2 separate regions of the Mus musculus genome follow, and region 2 is linked to region 1. Evidence: chromatin loops called from intact Hi-C (ENCODE). Cell type or tissue: gastrocnemius. All regions are shown on one strand. Each heading gives the region's core, and the rest is flanking DNA. Links, peaks and the distances in the headings are about the cores only.

Region 1 (9,650 bases), core at 1,059-9,058:
GAAAGAAAGAAAGAAAGAAAGAAAGAAAGAAAGAAAGAAAAAAAGAAAGAAAGAAAGACAGAAAGAAAGACAGACAGAAAGAGAGAAAGAAAGAAAGAAAGAGAGAGAGAAAGAAAGAAAGACAGAAAGAAAGACAGACAGAAAGAGAGAAAGAAAACTAGAACAAAATTACAATACATAATGCACTGTTTGTTGATAAATGGTTTCCTGATTGTTCCCTGTAACACTCTATGTACACCCATGCATGTCAGCATAAGTGGGGGAAAGGAGACTCGAGATTTACCCAAGTCTCATTAGACTGTTGCTAGGAAGTCAACTCTTTTCATGATTATAATGAGTTCCAGGATTCTCATGTGACCTCTTAGGTTCAAAACCTGTTGTGATGATTATGAGAGGTTAAAATGGATTCTAGCTCAGCATGGAGGCGAGAGCTCAGAAGCACAAGCCCAAACCTGGGGGTCTGACTTTAAAGAACAGGGTTCTGTGCCCATGGACACCTTTCAGATGACAGGGCTACTAGTTTCGCATTGGGGTGATTTTTAGTTTTTCCCATATTGTACTTATGCAAAAAAAAGTCACAAGCTAATTGATTCCTCATATGTGAGTAGATTAAACATACTGGTGGTTAATAATGCATCTGTGTTGAGTTAAGGAAAGAAATGAAAGCCTTTTCCTCAGAGGCATTTAGCTGAGTGTGAGTACAAAGTTGAATTCTCTACTTCATGTTCCCTGTGCTTCCATCCTCTGTGTATCTGTTCAGTTAGTTTAAATCTGTAACTTCCTGAAGGCTGCTTGTATAGCTCTCCCTTTCTGTCTGCCTTTTGTCTCCATGTTGGTGTCTGTGTAATCTGTTGTCTATTTGTATCTCTCTGACTGGCCTTGAGAGAGAGCTTTGGAGTGCTTCTAGAACATCAAGGGAACCATCACTTGGGGAAAGAATGGGATAGTGAACAGTAATCTTTTATAAAGGATTAGGTAACTGGCTCCAAGTGGTCAAGTGGACAAGACAACAAACATTTATAAACATGACTTTTATCAACCAATACCTATAACTGTATATGCATTTTTGAACTATGCTTTAAGCCTCTGCATTTCATGCTTTCATCAAGTGACACTCATGCACTTTCTGAGCAGGACTTGAAAAAGTACATAAATTACCATTGTATCTATGCATCAAGTTAGGTTTTAAAAGTTGATATCAAGAGAAGTCCAAGGAGAATAATGTTAGTTTTTACGTTGTTCTTTGAAAAGTGTGCTAAACCCTCAAGTTGAGTAAACAGTAGGATCACAGCTTTAAATCTTAAATTTCGTCAAGTTGCCTTAATTCTGGTTGTAAGGTCCAGGAAAATTCCCCATCTATTACAAGGTAAGATGTTTTATATAATACATTGTCACACGTACAGTTCTGCCAATGCATAGGAAAGCACCATGGAGCAAGACTCCATGGAGTCCTGCTGGATGTAGTCTTAGTAAGATGTTCACAAAACAAAACAAAAAATAAATTTTTTTTAAGTACCAGCTTATAAGTGTATGAAGGTGTTTCAAATGAAATCTCTGAATTCTGAAAGAGATGGAGTTCCAGTTGATCTTGTCTTTTCCACTGTGTTACATCAAGAAAGTTGCTAGCCAAAGTGGTTTCATAAAAATATCCAAAGACTGCTGGCCACTGACAACAAAAGGGGTTGCTTTTAACAAACTGACAATAAGTCTTCATTGCTAAAGACAGGGCTGACACAAAACACTGTATATGAAAAGGGCAAACTGGTGCCTGCAAGAACATTGACTCTTATGTTCCATTGTCCTCTTTATGGAAGGTGCTTTGAAAGGTACACAAAGTGAAATATATACACAGAACCAACCAAAAAGACGTTGATCTATAATTTTTCCTTTCAGCAAAATATGCTTAGGGCAATGATGTCATGAATTTACTGGGAATAACCAATCAATGTCTAATTTGACTTAAATACCAAAAGCACTCTGGTAAAATGTTATATATCTATATACACAAGGGTGCTTGGTCATGAGTGTACTGGGAGTGTTTGTGGACACACCAGTGTTATAAGTAATGAAAAGGTTTCTATATACTATAAAGCATAAAACTTTCATTGGAGCAGTCTCCCAGCTATCATTTAGATTTAAGACAATTCAAGCCTATGACCTCATACATAGATACCTCTTAACCTCTCTCCCGCTCCGTTCTCATCTATCTGTTATCTTCTCTGTCTCCCACTAAATCTCCATCTGCATTCTCCTCTCTACATCTCTTTTAATATCCAGAAATTCGGCCCTCCAATTCTTGTCCCAGGAATTGGATGTCAGGTTTTTTCTTACAAGCAATCATGTGTGAAACATCACCAGAACTTCTCTGGATTGCCTCAAGGCTTAGAGAGCTGCTTGCCATTCAAGTATCTCAGCAGGGGTGGGAGGAGTATTTACAAATGTAAAGCTGGTGATGGGCCATAGAAATGACAATATCAAGATCCTGCTAGCACTCAGTTCTCTGCCAATAAAAATTTGAAAATACAGACACACCCACTGAAAAGGTTAGGAAATCCACCTCAATACACTTGGAGAATCCAAGCAGGACAGAAGAGGCAATTGGGGCCCACAGGTTGGAATGTCACTTTGATGTAGAGTAGTCTGACCTCAAATCAAGAGGAATACACCTGCCACAGTGTTCTGATTGCTGGGATTATGCTAGCAGCATTTGCAAGTTTCATGTCTATAGAGTCAAGCAATGTAATCACACTTTGTATATCTCAACAACATATTTTATATTCTAGAAAACATCTTTTGACTGTCTTTCCATTTACACTAACACAACATTAACATCCTATGAACCAGAAACAACCATAAAATATATTTTTCTGTAGAGGGCAAAAGGAAATTATGGTCAAGAATAAGCACTAAGTTAACCAGGGATGTAAAACCACAGCGCTTTCTCTTCAGTGCAAGAGAAGTACACTTTTTTTTTTTTTAACCAGAAGTAAAGGAATGGATGTAGTAAGCAGCTTGGTGACCTGTGGTAGATGTAGTGCCAAACCAAACCTGAAAGTCCCAGACTATTAAGTTGTCCCAGACAATCATCCTAGATCATTGTTTCTCCATCAGTACAAACCATCCTTGGGGGATATAGGACATGTACTTTACAGCTTGGTGTCCTCTACACTGTATGCTTGATCCTCCTCTAGGCTCTTTAGTTTTAGAATCCAACTTTAAAGAAAGACTCACATGTACTTTGCAAAAAACCTTTGAGGTAGCCACACATTTATTTGCATTGTATACATACAATTGAGACAACTATTACCAAAAAATTTCTTTCCAAAATTATACTGTGCTTACTTGTTCCTAAAATAAACAACCCTGAGATCAGAATCTTGAAGTTTCACTCAGCATTGGCAACTGAGTCTACCGGGAAAACTTATAGTTTACTTCCCAGTTTTAATAACTCAGAAACTCCTTAGTTTACTCAAATTCAGAACATAAAATCCAGGCAATCTCCAACCAGAGCTATTTCCAATTCTGAAAATCCTTCCGCCACACCCACCCCAAAAAATTAAACTATGAAAAGCCTGCCTCCCACTCATTTCTCTTGGGCTTCTCACCTGAACAGAGGCAGCCTCCCTGTAGTGTTTTCCCAATAAATTTCTTGTGTGTGGTTAATTGTTCCATGGGACATTGTGGTATATCATGGCTTCTGACTGTCAGGAGACCTTTTACTTCAGAACTGTTCACATATTCACTGGGAAAGATTTTCCCTGAGTGCTGCTAGAATTTCATTGGCAATAACACACAAAACACCCACAACCAGTGTAGAAATATTTATAGAGTGGTATTGAACTAGATTTCTTTTGGTCTCATGGATTGTTATTCTACCAGACCTAGTGTTTGCAGAGACCACCATGCTTGTATCACTTAACCAGTAAACATCAATCATAGTCTTTCATTCTGACTAATAAACTCAGTTTTGAGCACAAAATTTCTTCCCTTTGGAATTTTAGCTTTTTGATGTCTTTCATTTATAATGACCTATAGAGGATATACTTTACCAGAAGCCAGCAAAATGTTTCACAGAAAAATGCAGAAAAGACCAGAAATTTGAGACTATAATTTGTGAGATACAAGTACTAATGCCTACACATGAACTATTAATGATGATGTTCATGCTGTGAATAAATTTCAGTAAAAGAACACTCTGAGCCAGGCATGTTGGCGCACGCCTTTTAATCCCAGCACTCAGGAGGCAGAGGCAGGCAGATTTCTGAGTTTGAGGCCAGCCTGGTCTACAAAGTAAGGTCCAGGACAGCCAGGGCTATAAAGAGAAACCCTGTCTCAAAACAAACAAACAAACAAACAAAAAACAAAACCACTGTGAAATCCAGAACCAAGATCTACTTGGCCAAAAGTTTAGGGAAAAAAAAAAAATCCCAGTCTATGAACCTATGAACATGGTTTGCCTCACGATAAAAATGACTGAGTTTGAATGGCCTGTGAATATCATGAAGCCAAGGAAAGAGAAGATGAGAGAAATGGGCAGAATGCAGATGAGAGGGTGCCTACTGGCTTTCCAGATGGAAGGTGCTGGGTGATTCACAAAAATCCCAAGAATCATACCTCTGAAGGCAGGGAAACATAGACGCATATAGGCAAGATCCATTCTCAAAGGGTCTCCATAGGCCAGAGATGTCAAAGGTGTATGGATGCAATAGTAATCTAAGCTCTGTGATGGTGTGCCAATCCTCTGAACACTTCACGCACTAATAAACATGTGATGGAGAAAAGACATTATCACCGCTGGGAATGGTGGCCCATGACTTCAATCCCAGCACTTGGGAGGCAGAGGCAGGGGAATTTCTGAGTCCGAGGCCAGCCTGGTCTACAAAGTGAGTTCCAGGACAGCCAGGGCTATACAGAGAAACCCTGACTCAAAAAAACAACAACAACAACAACAAAAAAAAAAAAACCAAAGAAACAAACAAATAAAAAAAAGAACAACAAAACAACAAAAAGAAAGTATCATCATTGCAGCTTCCACAATCACAGGTCACTTTCAAACACTGGAACCCATAGAAGAAGGACTGTTTTGTTGAGCAGAGATGAAAGTGAAGCAGAGGCCAGCTCCCTGTGGTGCCAACTGCTCTGTGTCAAGTCGCAGTTTTGCTAACATCACTGACATGAGGGTGGGCAGAGCAGACTGCTCTTCTGAGGCCTCCTTTGCTGCACTGCCATCTAAACCATACAGAGGCGGTTCTACTTGAAGCAGTAAGGGATTGGATAAGGAATGTTGATATGAGGATCATGCATCTGGTGGAACACTTCTGCCAGGGCTGGTTCCTGGCCAGCTTCCCCCAGCAAACTCAAAGGAATCACTAAGTTTATGTCCCCCTAGAAGTGCCTTTCCCTTGGCTAGTGTCATATGGCTCAGCTTTCCTTTTCCGATTTCGCTGGTCATTCTGCTTTTTCTCAGGAGTCTCTACTTCTTTATCACTCAAGGACCCCACGCTGCACAAACTCTGGTTAGAAGACACACTGTTGAGTGGTCCCTTACTTACACCAACTCCAGTGAACCTGGCCTCTAGTAATTCCTGCCTTCGTGGGTCCAGGCTATGCAGTTCTTCCATCATTTCTGCCACCGCTGCCGCTCCACTCTCCTCTCGGGCGGGGCCCCGACCCGACCCGGCTGCTGACCGCTCCGCTCTCCCCTTGGGCAGGCCCGGGGCGGAGCCAGGGCCTCTCCTGAGCGCAGCAACCCCTTTCCCCCGCCCCTCCCCCCCTTGCAGCCGCCGCCCCGCCGGGCTCCACAACAGGGCGGGCTGGGGAGGGGGACTACGGAGGCCACAGATCCCCGAGCTCGCGTATGGAGCCAGGAGGCTGACGCGGGCCCGAGCACCGGAGGCCGCCGGGGGGCCGCGGGGCCGGCCTCCTGGAGCCGGACAATGGCCAAGGGAGGCGCAGAAGGGTCTGGGTCGGGCCGAGAAGTGGGGGCCCGCTCGGCTGGGGGCCACTCGGGTGCGGCACGGAGGGCGGGGTCGGAACCGCTAGTGCCCAGGACCCGCCTCCGGCCCCTTAATCAGGATCGGTTCCTCAAGTGAGCTTTCTAGTAAGCTACCTGAGTTGGCTAAGTGGGTCCCCTTAGTAAGCTACTCCTTAATATTTCTGTTTCTCAGGGGGAGGGTATAGGGGGCTTTTGAGATAGCATTGGAAATGTAAATGGGGAAAATATCTAATAAAAATATTAAAAAAATATTTCTGTTTCTCTAAGTCTGTCAGATGACTCTGGGCAATAAGCTGAATACCAATGCTCCAACATGTTGAAGTAAGGGACTGTCCAAGTGATCCGTGATCTCTGTAAATTGACTAAGTTTTGGAAGCTGTGTTAGGCTTTCTTTATATTTTCAGTTAATATCAGTCATTCTTGGATTTCTGATGGGGTTGAAAAACTGCAGTCTACTAGCCAACCCAGGTTTTTTACTTTGAGAGGAACAGTTCTGAGAGGATGGTTTTAAGATGGCATTCAATATAAAGCCAAGATATATCCAGATGTAGAATTATAAGTCTTTTAAGTAAAGATCCATGACAGAGGTTCTGTTTAATTAACAAAGATGGTGGACTGGGTGTTAGGTCTCTAGTACTTTATAAATTACAAAATAATAATAGTTATGTTCAATTATATCTGAGATAAAATAGTCTTTTAATTGGACAGAAAGGAGGAAATGTTATGAATAGCCCCAGAGCTAATTATATTTGATGTTAATTCCATTCTCCTGTGAGTGGTTGTGAACAAGGAATGAGTCTGCACTCAGGTGATTTCTTGTAAACCAGCTCCCCACCTAAATTTGTAAAATACAGGAGAGCTGATAACTGAGCAGATAAAGGGAAGGTGGATCAGAAGGTGGCAGGAGACTGTCCCTTGATACTAGCTGGGGGCAAATGAGTTGGCTTCAAGGGAGTCATGAGAGCAGCAGAGCTGATTGTGATCCTCACCTTTCTAGCAGCTGAGACAGCAGGCCCTGCATCTCACAGCACAGTAGAGCTGTCCCTGCATATGGGGCTTGCAAGTGAGGTAATCCCAATGGCATGAGCACAGCAGAGCTGGGTCTTCCTCATGGGTGCACTGTTGTACCTCTGTTGAGAATTCTGTTTAGCTCTGTATCACATTTTAAAAATTGGGTTATTTGGTTTGTTGGTGGCCGACTTCTTGAGTACTTTATATATTTTGGATAGTAACCCACTGTCATATGTAGGGTTGGTGAAGGTCTTTCCCATTCTGTTATCTGTTGTTTTGTCTTATTTACAATATATTTGCCTTACAGAAGCCTTTCAGCTTGAAAGGTTCCCACTTATTAATAGTTTGTCTTACAGCCTTGAGCCATTGGTGTTCTGTTCAGAAAGTTGTCTCCTATACCCATGAGTTTAAGACTATTCCCCACATTCTTTTCCCTTAGACTTAGTGTATTCAGCTTTATATTAAGGTCTTTGATTCCCTTGGATTTGAATTTTGTGCATGGTGGCAGATATGTATCTATTTACATTCTTCCAAATGCTGACATTCAATTAAGTCAGCACCATTTTTTGAAGATACTTTCTTTTTCCATTGTCTGGGTTTGACATTTTTGTCAAAAGCAAGTCCTTTTCATCCTCCATCTTATACCCATCAGAATGGCTAAGATAAAAAAAGTTAGAATATGCTGCTGAGGATGTGGAGCAAGGGGAACAACTCTTTCATTGTTGGTGCAAGTGAAAATTTATTCAACCACTTGGAAAATCAATTGTGTGTGTGTGTGTGTGTGTGTGTGTGTGTTTGCAGAAAAACGGAAGAAGTTCTACCTAAAGACCCAGCTATACCACTAATGGGCATATACCCAAATGATGCTCCAATATCCCACAAAACACTTGCTACACTATGATCATAGAAGCTTTATTCATAATAGGCAGAAACTGAAAAGATGTCTCTCACTGAAGAGTAGATAAGGAGAATGTGGTACATTTACACAATGGAATACTATTCAGCTACTAATAACCAAGACATCACGAATTTTGCAGGTAAATGGATATAACTTGAGAATATCGTCCTGAGTGAGCTAACTTAGTCCAAAAACAACATGGATGACATATACTCACTTAAAAGTGGATATTAGCCAAAAAATACAAGTAAAATGTTACATTCCATAGACCCAGAGAAACTAAACAAGAAGGAAGGACCAAGGGAAGAAGTTTGAATCTCACTTAGAAGGAGGGATAAAATAGTCATATGAGGAAGATGGAGGAAGGGAGCTGGGATGGAGAGGGGTTGGGGAGGGCAATTCATAATCAGGTGTTCGGAAAGACAGAAGAGATGGCCAGATGTCCATGAAAATGAATGGAAATCTGCACCTGACTATGGTGAGGAGGTGTGGGGCATGTTCAGGATGAGACAGAGACTATAAGGAAGTATAAGGAAGCCCCCAAGAATCAGTGGAGGTGACTTTAGCTGTGACTCACTTCTTTGGGGATATGATTTCTTAAGAGGCCATCTCCTGTAGCCAGAAAGGAGCCTCTAGGGTGTTCTGAAGACCTTGGAGGTGAGAGAATCTCAAAAATCAAAGGGAGAGACCTTAGATGAAATACTGTACAGTGGGTAGAGGAAACTCAAAGAGTCCATCTCCAGTAGAAAAACAGCATCAAGTGGACAGACGGGATTGCCATCCAACAGTCAAAGATTCTGACCCAAAATAGTTTCTGTAAAAGAACAGAAGAGACAAAAATAGAGAAGAGACTGAAGGAAAGGAGGTGCAATGACCAGCCAGAATTGGGATCTATCAAATGAAACATGGCTAATGAAAAAGTAATGCACTTCCAAGTGGAATTGTATTTATCTACAAAGAAAACTGAAATGAGAAAATTGGCAAGAAAATGTATGGAACTATCAGAAAATTTATACTAAGTGACAAATATCAATGGCATGTGTCCATTCTCAAAAGTAAATCCTAATGGTTACATTTGAATGCTTTATTGTTAAGAATTGTTTTTGCCATTCTGGATTTTTCACCTTTCCAAATGATTTTGAGAACTGCTCTTTCCATATATTTGAAGAAATGTGTTAGGATTTTGATGGGGATTACATTGAATCTATAGATTGCCTTTGGTGGGATGGCCATTTTTACTATGTAAATTCTGCCAATCCATGAACATCAGAGATCTTTCAATTTTCTGAGATATTCTTCAATTTCTTTCTCCTTTCTTGTATTTATTCTTTTTTTATTAGATATTTTCTTTATTTACATTTTAAATGTTATCTCCTTTCCTAGTTCCCCCTGTGAAAATCCCCTATCCCTTTCCCCCGCGCCCTGCTCCCCAACCCACCCACTCCCATTCCTGGCTCTGGTATTCCCCTCTATACTAGGGTATAGAACCTTCAATTTCTTTCTTGAGAGACTTGAAGTTACTGTCATACAGGTCTTTCATTTGTTTGGTTAGAGTTTCTGCAAGATAATTTATATTATTTGTAGCTATTGTGAAGGGAGTTGTTCCCCTAATTTCTTTCTCAGTCTGTTTATCATTTGTATAAAGGAAGGCTACTGATTTACTTGAGTTAATTTTATACACAGCCACTTTGCTGAAGTGAGTTATCAGCTGGGGGAGTTCTCTGATATAAATTTTGGGGTCGCTTA
Region 2 (9,650 bases), core at 451-8,450, 1.7 Mb after region 1:
GTTCACATAGAAGTACAAATGTCTGCAGCTTTATATATAGCAGAGGATTGCCTTATATGGCATCAACAGGAGGAGAGTCCCTTGGTACCATGAAGGCTCAATATCCCAGCATAGGAGAATCCTAGGGATATGAGGTGGGAGTAGGTGGATTGGTGGGAGGGGAGTCATCATAAAAGCTGGGGCGAGGGGTGGGATATCGAGTTTCCAGACAGGGAATGGAGAAGGGGCATAATATTTGACATGTAAATAAATAAAATGACCAATAAAACAGAAAATTGTACTCTGCATAAGTTGGGACAAATAATGATCCATCTGTAGTGAATTTTCAGAAAGTAGAATTCTAAACAATATATCTCTAATTTTATGGTTACAGTTTGATTCAGAGTGACACTGAATCAGGTATAAATTTGGTCAGGTATAAATTTATGATATAACCATTAGTGTCAGGGAAACCACTAAATAGGTTTGTTTCAACATCCAAAATGCTAGGATAAAGATCACGTTGTCCTAGATCTAAACACAGAGATCAAATGTCAAAAAGTTAAATAAAAAAAAAAATATTGGCCAAACCAACAGCTCTATATCCACTTGAAACCTTGTATATTTTTAGATTCATAAATAAGGGAACATTTTAAAGCAATAGTAAGATTTTAAAATTGCAACTATTGTATGTATAGAAATATAATTTCTTCTTCTGGATATTTAAATTTTTACTTGAACTTTTTTATCTTGACTGAAGCTTGATAAGTGATAAGGAGTGATCTCAGAGAATATAGCACTAGTTACTTTTCCAAAGAAAGCAGAGAAATGTAAAGGAAACACAATGAAAAAGTTATGATTTTAACTAGAATTTCCCTCATTCAAGGGTCTCTGGATATCTCAGAGCATTTACATAAACACATAGTAGGAAAACTCAGAGAGAGATACAGGAATTCAACAGTAAGTTCATTCTTACGCACAAACAACAGATTGTTGTAATTCTCCAACATCACATCCATGTACAATGTCCTCTGAGCAAAACTGAGACATTCCCATTCCTCAAGTGAGAAGTCCAAGGCCTTGAAGGTTAACAGACGCGGGAATGGAAAACTACCTACTTGATACTGGAAAAAAAAATGCTTTTTTAATTTAAAAAAGAAGTAATCAAGATATCCTTTCTTGCTGGGCGTGGTGGCGAACGCCTTTATTCCCAGCACTTGGGAGACAGAGGCAGGCGGATTTCTGAGTTCAAGGCCAGACTGGTCTACAGAGTGAGTTCCAAGACAGTCAAGGCTACACAGAGAAACACTGTCTTGAAAAAAAAAAGAAAAAAAAAAAAAAAAGAAAGGACATTCATTTATGTTTGTAAATTGATGGTTTATGTACAGCACCATAGTTATCCTCTCTAGAAAATTTTTACTAATATTGTTCATGTGATGAAATACAAAGGTTAAGAAAACAGGACTGAAACCAAAAAGAGAGGAAAATAACAATTTCTATATTGAAAATTTACCACAGGGACAGTATCTCTCTTGAGACAAATAGATTTCAGGTGTCAACAGTGATTACTGTGTGATATGAGCCATGAAAAAAGAGTTGTGAGAATACTGAAATCTATATCAGCTCACAATCACAATAATGGTAAAAGAAAGACATTTTCCTTCCATCATTTGTGACCCTAGGGAGCTAATAATATATTTACTATTAGTATTTAAGACAGTGGATTTCATGTAATTTTAGCTTCTACAAATTCTACTCTTTCATATCTTCTTTAGTGATGTGAATTTATACTTATTTCTATATCCTCATTCACAAGCTTGTGTTTTAGAAACCTGAGCATCCCTGAAATGCAATTTATATGGCAGAAGAGACCTTACTTCACACTAACATAAAAGGACAGAACTTATTCAGCATAGAAACTATCCATCAATATGTTCTTTGAGCATCATTCCAATAGATCCTTTTTGAGACATGCAGGTAGCTAGTCCAAGGGAATTATATGTCCTCACAATATAAAATCAAGTTAAAATATAAAGATGTTATATACATGAAAGACCAAAACATTAAATTTTCATTATTACAGAAGAAAATAAAGATCATAGAAAATAAGTTCTTTAGATAACATTCCATATATGGAGAATAAAACTTTTGGATGATTTGAATTAAAAGTTTTTTTTTTTTTAAAAAAAAGAAATGTGGAAAGGACACTGACCTGTGGCATGTTTAGCAGAGACACACATTCTTTTTGTTGAACTTCTCCCAGGTTTTATGTGAAGAACAAAGATTGAATTCTTCTTGAAATTTCACATCAAGAATTGACTATTCGGTCCCTTCTGTTTGGAGCCAGCACTGACTCACCTTGGGCGCGAGTCTGAGGACACCACCAAGGTCCCCACAGGACTCTCCACAGGATCGTAGGACCTCTGGTGAGTGGAACACAACTTCTGCCAGGAGGCAGGTTCGAACACCAGATATCTGGGCAACGTCCCTGGAAGAGGAGAGCTTGCCTGCAGAGAGTACTCTGACCACTGAAACTCAGGAGAAAGCTAGTCTCGCAGGTCTGCTGATAGAGGCTAACATAATCAATCACCTGAGGAACAAGCTCTAACCAGAGACAACTATAACAACTAACTCCTACAAAAAAAAAATCAAAAAACAAAAAACAAGCTGGTCGTGGTGGTGCACGCCTTTAATCCCAGCACTCGGGAGGCAGAGGCAGGTGGATTTCTGAGTTCGAGGCCAGCCTGGTCTACAAAGTGAGCTCCAGGACAGCCAGAGCTATACAGAGAAACCCTGTCTCGAAAAAACAAAACAAAACAAAACAAAACAACAACAAAAAAACCTAACTCCAGAGATTACCAGATGGCAAAAGGCAAACATAAGAATCTTACTAACAGAAACCAAGGCCACTCACCATCATCAGAACACAGCACTCCCACCCCACCCAGTCCTGGGCACCCCAACACACCTGAAAAGATAGACCTGGATTTAACTTATATGATGGTAGAGGACATCAAGAAGGACTTTAATAACTCACTTAAAGAAATAAAGGAGAACACTGCTAAACAGGTAGAAGACCTTAAAGAGAAAGCACAAAAATTCCTTAAAGAATTGCAGGAAAACACGCCCAAACAGTTGATGGAATTGAATAAAACCATCCAAGACCTAAAAAGGGAAGTAGACACAATAAGGAAAACCCAAAGTAGGGCAACACTGGAGATAGAAACCCTAGGAAAGAAATCTGGAACCATAGATGCGAGCATTAGCAAAAGAATAGAAGAGATGGAAGAGAGAATCTCAGGTGCAGAAGATTCCATAGAGAACATCGGCACAAAAATCAAAGAAAATACAAAATGCAAAAAGATCCTAACTCAAAACATCCAGGAAATCCAGGACACAATGAGAAGACCAAACCTACGGATAATAGGAGTAGATGAGAATGAAGATTTTCAACTTAAAGGGTCAGTAAATATCTTCAACAAAATTATAGAAGAAAACTTCCCAAACCTAAAGAAAGACATGCCCATGAACATACAAGAAGCCTACAGAACTCCAAATAGACTGAACCAGAAAAGAAATTCCTCCTGACATATAATAATCAGAACAACAAATGCACTAAATAAAGATAGAATATTAAAAGCAGTAAGGGGAAAAGGTCAAATAACATATAAAGGCAGGCCTATCAGAATTACACCAGACTTTTCACCAGACTATGAAAGCCAGAAGATCCTGGACAGATGTTATACAGACACTAAAAGAACACAAATGCCAGCCCAGGCTACTATAACCAGCCACACTCTCAATTACCATAGATGGAGAAACCAAAGTATTTCACGGCAAAACCAAATTCACACATTATCTTTCCACAAATCCAGCCCTTCAAAGGAAGATAATAGAAAAAAACCAATACAAGGACAGAAACCACGACCTAGAAAAAGCAAGAAAGTAATCCTTCAACAAACCGAAAAGAAGACAGCCACAATAACAGAATGCCAACTCTAACAACAAAAATAATAGGAAGCAACAATTACTTTTCCTTAATATCTCTTAATATCAATGGACTCAATTCCCCAATAAAAAGACATGGACTAACAGACTGGCTACACAAACAGGACCCAACATTTTGCTGCTTACAGGAAACCCATCTCAGGGAAAAAGACAGACACTACCTCAGAGTGAAAGGCTGGAAAACAATTTTCCAAGCAAATGGTCTGAAGAAACAAGCTGGAGTAGCCATTCTGATATCGAATAAAATCGACTTCCAAAACAAAGTTATCAAAAAAGAAAAGGAGGGACACTTCATACGCATCAAAGGTAAAATCCTCCAGGAGGAACTCTCAAATCTGAATATCTATGCTCCAAATGCAAGGGCAGCCACATTCATTAAAGAAACTTTAGGAAAGCTCAAAGCACATATTGCACCTCACACAATAATAGTGGGAGACTTCAACACACCACTTTCATCAATGGACAGGTCGTGGAAACAGAAACTAAACAAGGACACAGTGACACTAACAGAAGTTATGAAACAAATGGACTTAACAGATATCTATAGAACATTTTATCCTAAAACAAAAGGATATACCTTCTTCTCAGCACCTCATGGTACATTCTCCAAAATTGACCATATAATTTTCCACAAAACAGGCCTCAACAGATCCAAAAATATTGAAATTTTCCCATGCATCCTATCAGACCACTATGGACTAAGGATGATCTTCAATAACAACATAAAAAATGGAAAACCAACATTCATGGGGAAATTGAACAACACTCTTCTCAATGATACCTTGCTCAAGGAAGGAATAAAGAAAGAAATTAAAGACCTTTTAGAGTTTAATGAAAATGAAGACAAAACATACCCAAACGTATGGGACACAATGAAAGCATTTCTAAGAGGGAAACTCATAGCTCTGAGTGCCTCCAAAAAGAAACTAGAGAGAGCACACACTAGCAGCTTGACAACACACCTAAAAGCTCTAGAAAAAAAGGAAGGAAATTCACCCAAGAGGAGTAGACGGCAGGAAATAATCAAACTCAGGGGCGAAATCAACCAAGTGGAAACAAGAACTATTCAAAGAATCAACCAAATGAGGAGCTGGTTCTTTGAGAAAATCAACAAGATAGATAAACCCTTAGCCAGACTCACTAGAGGGCACAGGGACAGCATCCTAATTAACAAAATCAGAAATGAAAAGGGAGACATAACAACAAATCCTGAAGAAATCCAAAACACCATCAGATCCTTCTACAAAAGGCTATACTCAACAAAACTAGAAAACCTGGACGAAATGGACAAATTTCTAGACAGATACAAGGTACCAAAGTTAAGTCAGGATCAAGTTAACAATCTAAACAGTCCCATATCCCCTAAAGAAATAGAAGCAGTCATTAATAGTCTCCCAACCAAAAAAAGCCCAGGACCAGATGGGTTTAGTGCAGAGTTCTATCAGACCCTCAAAGAAGATCTAATTCTAGTTCTTCACAAACTATTCCACAAAATAGAAGTAGAAGGTACTCTACCCAACTCATTCTATGAAGCCACAATTACTCTGATACCTAAACCACAGAAAGATCCAACAAAGATAGAGAACTTCAGACCAATTTCCCTTATGAATACCGATGCAAAAAAAAAAAAAAAACTCAATAAAATTCTCGCTAACCGAATCCAAGAACACATTAAAACAATCATTCATCCTGACCAAGTAGGTTTTATTCCAGGAATGCAGGGATGGTTTAATATACGGAAATCCATCAGCATAATCCACTATATAAACAAACTCAAAGACAAAAACCACATGATCATCTGGTTTGATGTGGAGAAAGCATTTGACAAAATCCAACACCCATTCATGATAAAAGTCTTGGAAAGATCAGGAATTCAAGGCCCATACTTAAACATGATAAAAGCAATCTACAGCAAACCAGTAGCCAACATCAAAGTAAATGGTGAGGAGCTGGAAGCAATCCCACTAAAATCAGGGACTAGACAAGGCTGCCCACTCTCTCCCTACCTATTCAACATTGTACCTGAAGTCCTAGCCAGAGCAATTTGACAACAAAAGGAGATCAAGGGGATACAAATTGGAAAGGAAGAAGTCAAAATATCCCTTTTTGCAGATGATATAATAGTATATATAAGTGACCCTAAAAATTCCACCAGAGAACTCCTAAACCTGATAAACAGCTTCGGTGAAGTAGCTGGATATAAAATTAACTCAAACAAGTCAATGGCCTTTCTCTACACAAAGAATAAACAGGCTGAGAAAGAAATTAGTGAAACAACACACTTCTCAATAGTCACAAATAATATATAGTACCTTCGTGTGACTCTAACTAAGGAAGTGAAAGATCTGTATGATAAGAACTTCAAGTCTCTGAAGAAAGAACTTAAAGAAGATCTCAGAAGATGGAAAGATCTCCCATCCTCATGGATCGGCAGGATCAATATAGTAAACAGGGCTATCCTGTCGAAAGCAATCTACAAATTCAATGCAATCCCCATCAAAATTCCAACTCAATTCTTCAACGAATTAGAAAGAGCAATCTGCAAATTCATCTGGAATAACAAAAAACTTAGGATATCAAAAACTCTTCTCAAGGATAAAAGAACCTCTGGTGGAATCACCATGCCTGACCTAAAGCTGTACTACAGAGCAATTGTGATAAAAACTGCATGGTACTGGTATAGCGACAGACAAGTAAAGCAATGGAATAGAATTGAAGACCCAGAAATGTACCCACACGTCTATGGTCACTTGATCTTTGACAAGGGAGCAAAAACCATCCAGTGGAAAAAGACAGCATTTTCAACAAATGGTTCTGGCACAACTGGTGGTTATCACGTAGAAGAATGCGAATTGATCCATTCCTATCTCCTTGTAATAAGGTCAAATCTAAGTGGACCAAGGAACTCCACATAAAACCAGAGACACTGAAACTTATAGAGGAGAAAGTGGGGAAAAGCCTCGAAATATGGGCACAGGGGAGAAATGCCTGAATAGAACAGCAATGGCTTGTGCTGTAAGATAGAGAATTGACAAATGGGACCTCATAAAACTGCAAAGCTTCTGTAAGGCAAAAGACACCGTCTATAAGACAAAATGGCCACCAACAGATTGGGAAAGGATCTTTACCTATCCTAAATCAGATAGGCGACTATTATCCAATATATATAAAGAACTCAAGAAGGTGGACTCCAGAAAATCAAATAACCGTATTAAAAAATGGGGCTCAGATCTAAAGAAAGAATTCTCACCTGAGGAATACCAAATGGCTGAGAACCACCTGAAAAAATGCTCAGCATCCTTAATCATCAGGGAAATGCAAATCAAAACAACCCCGAGATTCCATCTCACACCAGTCAGAATGACTAAGATCAAAAATTCAGGTGACAGCAGATGCTGGCGACGATGTGGAGAAAGAGGAACACTCCTCCACTGTTGTTGGGATTGCAAGCTTGTACAACCACTCTGGAAATCAGTCTGGCGGTTCCTCAGAAAAGTGGACATAGTACTACCTGAGGATCCTGCAATACCTCTCCTGGGCATATATCCAGAAGATGTTCCAACTGGTAAGAAAGATACATGCTCCACTACATTCATAGCAGCCTTATTTATAATAACCAGAAGTTGGAAAGAACCCAGATGCCCCTCAAAAGAGGAATGGATACAAAAAATGTGGTACATTTACACAATGGAGTACTATTTAGCTATTAAAAAGAATGAATTTATGAAATTCCTAGGCAAATGGTTGGACCTGGAGGGCATCATCCTTAGTGAGGTAACCCAATCACAAAAGAACTCAAATGGTATGTTCTCACTGATAAGTGGATATTAGCCCAGAAACTTAGCATACTCAAGATATAAGATACAATTTGCAAAACACATGAAACTCAAGAAGAACAAAGACCAAAGTGTGGACACTTTGCCCCTTCTTAGAATTGGGAACAAAACACCCATGGAAGGAGTTACAGAGACAAAGTTTGGAGCTGAGACTAAAGGATGGGCCATCTAGAGAATGCCATATCCAGGGATCCATCCCATAATCAGCCTCCAAGCACTGACACCATTGCATGCACTAGCAAGATTTTGCTGAAAGCACCCTGATATAGCTGTCTCTTGTGAGACAATGCCTGGGCCTAGCAAACACAGAAATGGATGCTCACAGTCAGCTATTGGATGGATCACAAGGCCCCCAATGTAGGAGCTAGAGAAAGTACCCAAGGAGCTAAAGGGAACTGCAACCCTATAGGTGGAACAACAATATGAACTAACCAGTACCCAGGAGCTCTTGTCTCTAGCTACATATGTATCAAAAGATGGCCTAGTTGGCCATCACTGGAAAGAGAGTCCCATTGGTCATGCAAACTTTATATGCCCCAGTACAAGTGAACGCCAGGGCCAAAAAGTGGGAGTGGGTGGGTAGGGAAGTGGGGGGGGGAGGGTATGGGGGACTTTTGGGATAGCATTGGAAATGTAAATGAGGAAAATACCTAATAAAAATATTAAAAAAGGAAAAAAAAGAATTGAACGATTCAAAGATGAAATAAATACAACTACACTACAGACAATGCTAAAGCATATTTTAAAAAAATTAAATGCAAAATGATACCAGGAATCTAGAAAACATTTGTACAGCCACGAAAGCAAGTAATGATATATTTAGAGTGTACCTGTAACCTAGTTCCTGCCCACCAACCTAGATTCTCAAAGTTTATTCAAAACACCTCATATGGAAATCCCTGTCACCTGACCTAAATGACACACAAGAAAAGAAAATTGAGAGGCTGTAGCTAAAGCAATTTCATAATGTTAATAAAATTTCCCTACCCAAATCACTAATATAATAGCAATACTCATGACAAAATGAATTATGAAACAAACTCAAGAGACAGAAGTCAAAATAGACTCTGAACACCATTCAATGTGGTCAAATGACATAAAGAGGACCAATCACAGGAATTCAAAGAAGGCAGAAACAAACTTAATGAAAGACCAGATAACTCCTGTGAGTGGCTAAAGGAATAATTATGATAATGCAGGATGTGAACATTGTATCCAGAGGTATAAAACTCTAAGGAATGCTCAATCTGAAATGAAACACGAAATGAACCCTGTAAGCCTAATGGTAACTCAGTAGAGGGCCAATATATGAAGATACAGCATTCAATCAAAAAAATCAGCCTGTCAATGAAACTGAAGGAGCTGGCTCAGTTGAGGAAGTCATAGGTGACAGAGAGGAACAAAATACCCAAAGTAGTCTTTTTCTTCAATTAGTTTCCTTGAACATGAAAGCAATAGACAAAAATACAGACCAAATACAGTAAAACATATTCTGATTGGATTTAAGGTTCCCTTTCAGAGAGAGAATTCATGTCATATTCGGAAACCTAATCAAGAACAGGATGTATGTTAGGTCATGGGAACTATGAGGCCATTTTAAGAAATGATATCATCTAAAATCATCATAGTCTATATTGTGTTCTCTTCTCTCAGTAAAAGTACATGACATAATGGTCTCACAGCATACATTTAGATATTTTAATGTATACATTTGAGGTCTAGATGCAGGAATATATATATTTTTTTATTTTTTGGTTTTTCAAGACAGAGTTTCTCTGTGTAGCCTTGGCTGTCCTGGAACTCACTCTGTAGACCAGGCTGGCCGTG

The links. Hi-C counts contacts between places; a loop is a spot of excess contacts. Peaks named below come from ENCODE experiments on the same cell type or tissue, not always from the same donor. Only the 100,000 strongest peaks of a DNase experiment are listed, where the experiment ranks them.
Region 2: it touches region 1 in a loop (5-fold over the local background); 3 of 42 quality-filtered maps call a loop at or near these places.

The regions. Positions count from the first base shown.
Region 1 is chr4:147,121,230-147,130,879 of GRCm38, reverse strand. Zfp978 (zinc finger protein 978) reads right to left here and starts at 5,998. Exons shown (of 5, transcript NM_001378742.1): 1 at 5,553-5,998. It also overlaps the pseudogene Vmn2r-ps18. In gastrocnemius, for the core only: no CTCF peak of the experiment used is centred there; a DNase peak (open chromatin) is centred at 5,862; H3K4me3 peaks cover 954 bases; H3K27ac peaks cover 659 bases.
Region 2 is chr4:145,439,313-145,448,962 of GRCm38, reverse strand. All of the region lies in intron 2 of Gm42346, which reads right to left. Among named protein-coding and RNA genes, the nearest start is that of Gm42346, 32 kb to the right of the region's middle. In gastrocnemius, for the core only: no CTCF peak of the experiment used is centred there; no DNase peak of the experiment used is centred there.